2 separate regions of the Homo sapiens genome follow, and region 2 is linked to region 1. The links are chromatin loops, found by intact Hi-C in ENCODE. Cell type or tissue: PC-3. All regions are shown on one strand. Links, peaks and the distances in the headings refer to the core of each region. The heading gives the core; the rest is flanking DNA. Region 1 overlaps WDR64 (WD repeat domain 64). Region 2 holds the start of LOC105373231 (a long non-coding RNA gene).

Evidence for each region. Hi-C counts contacts between places; a loop is a spot of excess contacts. Peaks named below come from ENCODE experiments on the same cell type or tissue, not always from the same donor. Only the 100,000 strongest peaks of a DNase experiment are listed, where the experiment ranks them.
Region 2: a loop joins it to region 1, with 2.1 times the contacts of the local background. A loop is called at or near these places in 4 of 110 quality-filtered maps.

What each region holds. Positions count from the first base shown.
Region 1 is chr1:241,761,589-241,764,511 of GRCh38, reverse strand. The region is part of intron 15 of WDR64 (WD repeat domain 64); the gene reads right to left. Among named protein-coding and RNA genes, the nearest start is that of EXO1, 85 kb to the left of the region's middle. In PC-3, for the core only: no CTCF peak of the experiment used is centred there; a DNase peak (open chromatin) is centred at 1,351.
Region 2 is chr1:241,815,998-241,818,920 of GRCh38, reverse strand. It overlaps LOC105373231 (a long non-coding RNA gene), which reads right to left and starts at 1,031. Exons shown (of 3, transcript XR_949325.3): 1 at 774-1,031; 2 at 511-633; 3 at 289-376. In PC-3, for the core only: no CTCF peak of the experiment used is centred there; a DNase peak (open chromatin) is centred at 1,500; H3K27ac peaks cover 1,412 bases.

The DNA of each region.
Region 1 (2,923 bases), core at 197-2,696:
TTTTTTAAATTTTTAAAAATTTTTTTGTAGAGATGGGGCCTATGTTGCCCAGGCTGGCCTCGAACTCCTGGCCTCAAGTGATCCTCTCACCTTGGCCTCCCAAAATGCTGAGATTACAGGTGTGAGCCACTGAGCCTGGTCATCCTTATATCTTTTAACTAAAACAGGAAGTAGCCTGTTGCCTGAATCTTCTGCCTTTAGTCCTGTCCCTGTCAAATCTGTCATCCAGGCAGCATCAAAGATGAGCTGCCCACAGCACAAATCTGATCGTGTCATTTCTCATTTAAAGCCCTTCCATGGCCTTCCATTTGTTATAGGATGCTCAAGCTCCTTATTCTTGTAAGCATGGTCTGGTCCCTACCTATTTGTTTGTCTTCATTTTTAACTACTCCCAGTATTACTCCAGCCACACTGAGATACTTGTAGTTATCCTTCACAAACCATGCAATATTTTACCTCCATTATTTCGTTCACATTACCTCTTCCACTTGAGATTCACTGTCTTTTCACTATCCTCTAGAAACTGCCTATCTGAGCCAAGCTAACTCCTGATAGTTCTTTAGCTATAATTCAGCAATTATCCTCTTCAAAAACCTCCCCGTCTCCCCAGCCCTCCAGGATCTCTGCTGTACTTCTACAGTGCAGGTACTATACCTCATTAATCTTGACATTCCCAGTGCTAAGAACAGTGCATGATACGGTGGCAGGTATTCAATAAAAAGTGCTTCTAAATAAAAGAGTTTTAGGGAGAGGATTTCCATGCACAATCAAATTTTTTTCCTAATTGACTTTTGCAAACTTTTCTTTGAGACTGAGTCTTGCTCTGTTGCCAAGGCTGGAGTGCAATGGCATGATCTCAGCTCACTGCATCCTCCACCTTCCAGGTTCAAGTGATTCTCATGCCTCAGCCTCCCCCGTAGCTAGGATTACAGGCGTACGCCACCATACCTGGCTAACTTTTGTATTTTTATTAAGGATGAGGTTTCGCTGGCCAGGCTGGTCTGGAACTCCTGACCTCAAGTTATCTGCCCGCCTTGGCCTCCCAAAGTGCCGGGATTACAGGTGTGAGCCACTGTGCCTGGCCGACTTTTGCAAACTTTCAATCTATAATTTTAAAGTCTGTTGCAAAAAGGAAGTGCTATAATGATAATTATGATAACTACAAAAAATAAAGATTCAAAATTGGAGATAATTTACATTTACATTAAAAGCCTACAAGGCACTTTATTGTGTTTCAATAGTTTATAATTTATCACCATAGTTTTTCTTTTTTTTTTAAGCAATCATTTTTTGGTACCTACACAATTATTTGTTAACTGCCTGGTTCTGACTCACTGTGCAGTCATCTTCTTTCTGTTTTTATTAGCTATAAATAAGATTTCATATATCAAATACATATAATTGAACCTAGTGTTTCCAATTATATGTAGAGTTGAAAAGGGAAGTAGGCTAGAATTGGTCTACGAGGACATGCATTTTGTTCTGTCTTTTGTGCATATTACATGATAACGTTATTATGACATAGTCACTGTGTATATTGATTTTAAAGGGCTTTTAGCTAAGAATAAAACCTACTTATCATTTAAACTAGCAATGAATGACATTCAAATTGCAGTTCCAAACTGACATTTGTTTCAATATGAGGAAAACTAATACAGTATGTTTCCGTTCTATGACAAAATAATTGTTTCCAAATTCCATAAACCAGCTATATTATTATTCTATTTTTTTTTTTTTGCAAGGAAGCTTTATGGTTAATAATAATAAAAAAGGAAATAAATTATATTATGGTTGTTTTGCTAATGTCAGGGAGAAAAAAACTGAAGACTTTTCTCAATTGCTCCTGCTGTAACTTGCAGTTTTCTTCCATTCTTTAGTGTCTGACCACTTATCTCTCTAAAAGCTGAAAAGTGCAAAAGGTTTGATTAGAGTACTATAATATTAGAGTAAATCAAAAAAGTTAGTGAAGATCCTCGTTAAAAAAACAATTGGTTTAAATTTTTATGGGAACAAAAAGGTACAGTTTTCTTATTCTCTATTCTTCAGCCTCAAACATATGCCCCAAACACTTCATCCCTCAGACATGCACACATGCGCCTGCCTTGTTGAGGAGGTGTAAGCATATCACAAAAATAGCTTTCTGAAGAGATGTTAAATTAAGTTGTTGAATTCAACATATACAGCTACTTTACTCAGAAAAAAAAAAGATTCCTTTCAAAATATTACTGCTCATTGAAAATGCACCCAGGAGCTCTGATGGAGATGTACAACGTGAATGTTGTTTTCATGCCGGTGAATACAGTATTCCTTCTGCAGCCCGTGGATCAAGGGGAAATTTTGACCTTCAAGTCTTATTATTTAAGAAATACATTTTGTAAGGCTATAGCTGCCATAGATAGTGGTTCCTATGATAAATCTGGTTGCTCAAAGTAAATTGAAAACTTTCCAGAAAGAATTCACTATTCTAGATGCCATTAAGACATTTGTGATTCATGGGAGGAGGTCAAAATAGCAACATGGACAGGAATTTGGAAGAAGAGGATTCTAACCCTCAAAGATATTTGGAAGGGTTCAAGACTTCAGTGGAGAAAGTGACTGAAGATGTAGAAATAGCAAGAGAACTAGAATTAGAAGCGAAGCGTAACTTGCTGCAATCTCACGATAAAACTTGAATGGATGAGGAGTTGCTTCTCATGGATGAGCAAAGAAAGTTGTTTCTTGAGATGGAATCTGCTGTGAACATTGCTGAAATGACAACAAAGGACTTAGGATATTACCTAAACTTAGATGATTGGGCAGAGGCAGGGTTTAAGAGAATTAACACCAATTTTTGAAAGAAATTTTACTGTGGGTAAAATGCTATCAGCATCACATGCTACCGAGAAATTTTTCAAAAAGGACTAATATCCATAATATATCTTCC
Region 2 (2,923 bases), core at 336-2,835, 54 kb before region 1:
TATTAAATATTTTAAGATTTTCGCTTAGGTTGAAAGGAAAGGGAGAGAAACATCTCTAATTGGCTGGTACCATAGGCACTGTATGTACCTTAATTTATTTAATCTTCCCATAAACTTGGGAGGAATATTTTGTTCTGAGGATATCCACAGGGAAACTGACTCTTGCAAAGGCTGAGTAATGTGCTCAGTCACACGGCTAGCAAAGGAGCCACTCAGGATTTGAAGCCAGGTCGTTCCAACTTTGTTCTCTCTACTATCTGATGCTTCTTCTTTCAGTACTTTATGGTATTCGGCATCTCCACTGTGCACAGACTTTCTGGGAACCTCTGTTTAACAATTCTTTTGATGAGAAAAAGGAAGGCTGCCACCTCCACCTCTGTTCCAAAACAAAAGGAAGAAAAAAAGAACCCACTCTCTGCATCTTATCTGCCCATCACTCTTGCAATCCCGTATCTTTCTTTCTGTTTATGGTAGAACAGCTTGGAGGAGTTGATATCTCTGCTTCCTCACCTCCTGTTGCTCCTCCTGGGTCCCTGCAGCTTACTTTTGCTCCCACCACTCGCTTTTTAGGTCACTCCACTCCTCTTAGTTCTCAGAACTTAAAGGACAGCTTTCTGCTCTTACATATTTGACCTTGGAAAATTAACAAGTGTTAACCATTCATTCCTTCTTGAAACCCGCTCTTTCCTCATCCCTGTGAGTTATTGTCTCTCTGGTTCTCTTTTTGCCCAACACCTGTCTTGCCCACACTCATCCCCAGGCTTTTTCACTACCTCTTTTTGTTTCATCTTTTCCTTGCATGTCAGAAATTTCTTAGAGTTTTCTGCCCTATCACTTTCCCCACTTCTCTTTTTCTCATTTTATTCCATGTATGTCAGAAATTTCTTAGAGTTTTCTGCCCTATCACTTTCCCCACTTCTCTTTTTCTCATTTTATTCCATGTATTTTCTCTGTGTCAGAAATTTCTTTTCCTTGCATGTCAGAAATTTCTTAGAGTTTTCTGCCCTATCACTTTCCCCACTTCTCTTTTTCTCATTTTATTCCATGTATTTTCTCTATGACGTCCTGCCCTTGCCAGTCTCAACTCGCTAAATATATCTGCAGTTCCAGACTTCATTTGAAAGTACATCTCAGTGTGTGTCTCAAGACACCACATTCCCAACCCACTAGCCCCCTTCCCATTGCCTTGCTCAGTACCCATTGCCTTACTCAGCACCCTCCCCAAGCCCCCAAACAGTTGATTGCTGTGTATGAGGCAATAATATAATACTTTCAGATTCCTCCTTTATGACTTCATGTATTATGATGATTTATTTACACATCTTCACCTTCTGTGGTTGATTAGCTACAAAAAAGCTCATGTTCAATGTTTATAATAGTTTCTTCCACTTTAGCATAGTTTCTGGCCTAAAGTAGTTCAGTGAATGTTTATTGAATAAGTGACTAATACTGCAGATAGGTCTTTACAGAATCAGTTGAATCATCGTGGAACAAATCTGGAAGCACAATAATAAAGCTCTCCTTTCCAGCTCAGTTTTCTGTGATCCATGAAGATAACCTGAATTCCTGAGATGAAAATATGGGTCACCTTTGTTGAATATTTAAGTATGTCACTGAGGAACATTGCTCAGTTGTTGACAGAAGTTGGTCTCAAGATCTCATCCCAATGACAAAAGTTAAATAAGCTTAGCTTTGACCACAATGACTCCATACCAAAGCCCACCAGAACACAGTAGAACATTGTAACTCAGGTCCATTAGTTCAGTCCCAGTGCTCAAGCATACTGACGTAGAACTGTAAGGTTATGACAAATGTGATTCATTCCCCAAGTTCCCTTGTCGAGTTTTTTATTTTTTATTATTATTTTTTGATTTATCATGATTTTAGTAATAAGAAATGGAGTAAAGGCATTGCAGAAGCCTTCATTCCAGCTTTGCCATCCATGACACCCGCGTTTTCTCTTCTCAACCCTGAATTCATGCTTATAATTTATCCCCAGTAGATTTGACTCAGTCTATATGGCATCACTTTGGTGAGAAAGCTCTTAGACCTTAGGAGTAGCCTTAAAGATTTATATTTCTTTACAACCCCATTTGTCAAACAAAAGTCTGACTATTATAGAGACGTTTTTCTTAGTCCTTTTTTTTTTTTTTTTTTTGAGATGGAGTTTCACTCTTGTTGCCCAGGCTGGAGTGCAATGGCGTGATCTTGGCTCACTGCAACCTCCTCTTCCTGGGTTCAAGCAATTCTCCTGTCTCGGCCCCTTGAGTAGCTGGGATTATAGGTGCCTGCCATGACGCCCAGCTAATTTTTGTATTTTTGGTAGAGACAGGGTTTCACCATGTTGGTCAGGCTGATCTCAAACTCCTGATCTCAAGTGATCCACCCACCTCAGCCTCCCATAGTGCTAGGATTACAGGCGTGAGCCACAGCACCCGGCCTTCCTTAGTCTTTTACGCAATACAACTGAATTGGATAAGATATAATTGAGCGGGTATTTCTCGCTATAGTCAATCCGTCAATAAGCACAGATTAAGCTCTTAGAGTGAGCAAGGCATTACATTAACACAGTAGATAATCAAATGAAGAAAAAATGTGATTGTTGTTTTTTAGAACGTCTGCATGTTGACTCATTTAGAATTTGATCGCATGTTAGGTAATAAGCTAAGTTGGTCCTAACCACCTAAAGCTGTCTGCACATCATAACCCCCTTGATATCTTTAATGTAATAAAGATGCACTAGCACCACACCAGACACAGCTGAATCAGCGTTTTTAGAGGATTGGGCCTGAAAATACGTATTGTGTTTTTAAAAAACCCAGTTCTCAGCTGGTTCTAATGCAGCCAATGGAATCACTGGTTCAGATTTTATCTTGGTAAAATCCTGTTGAGATAGTTGGATACGGCAAAACCAAAAGAACCA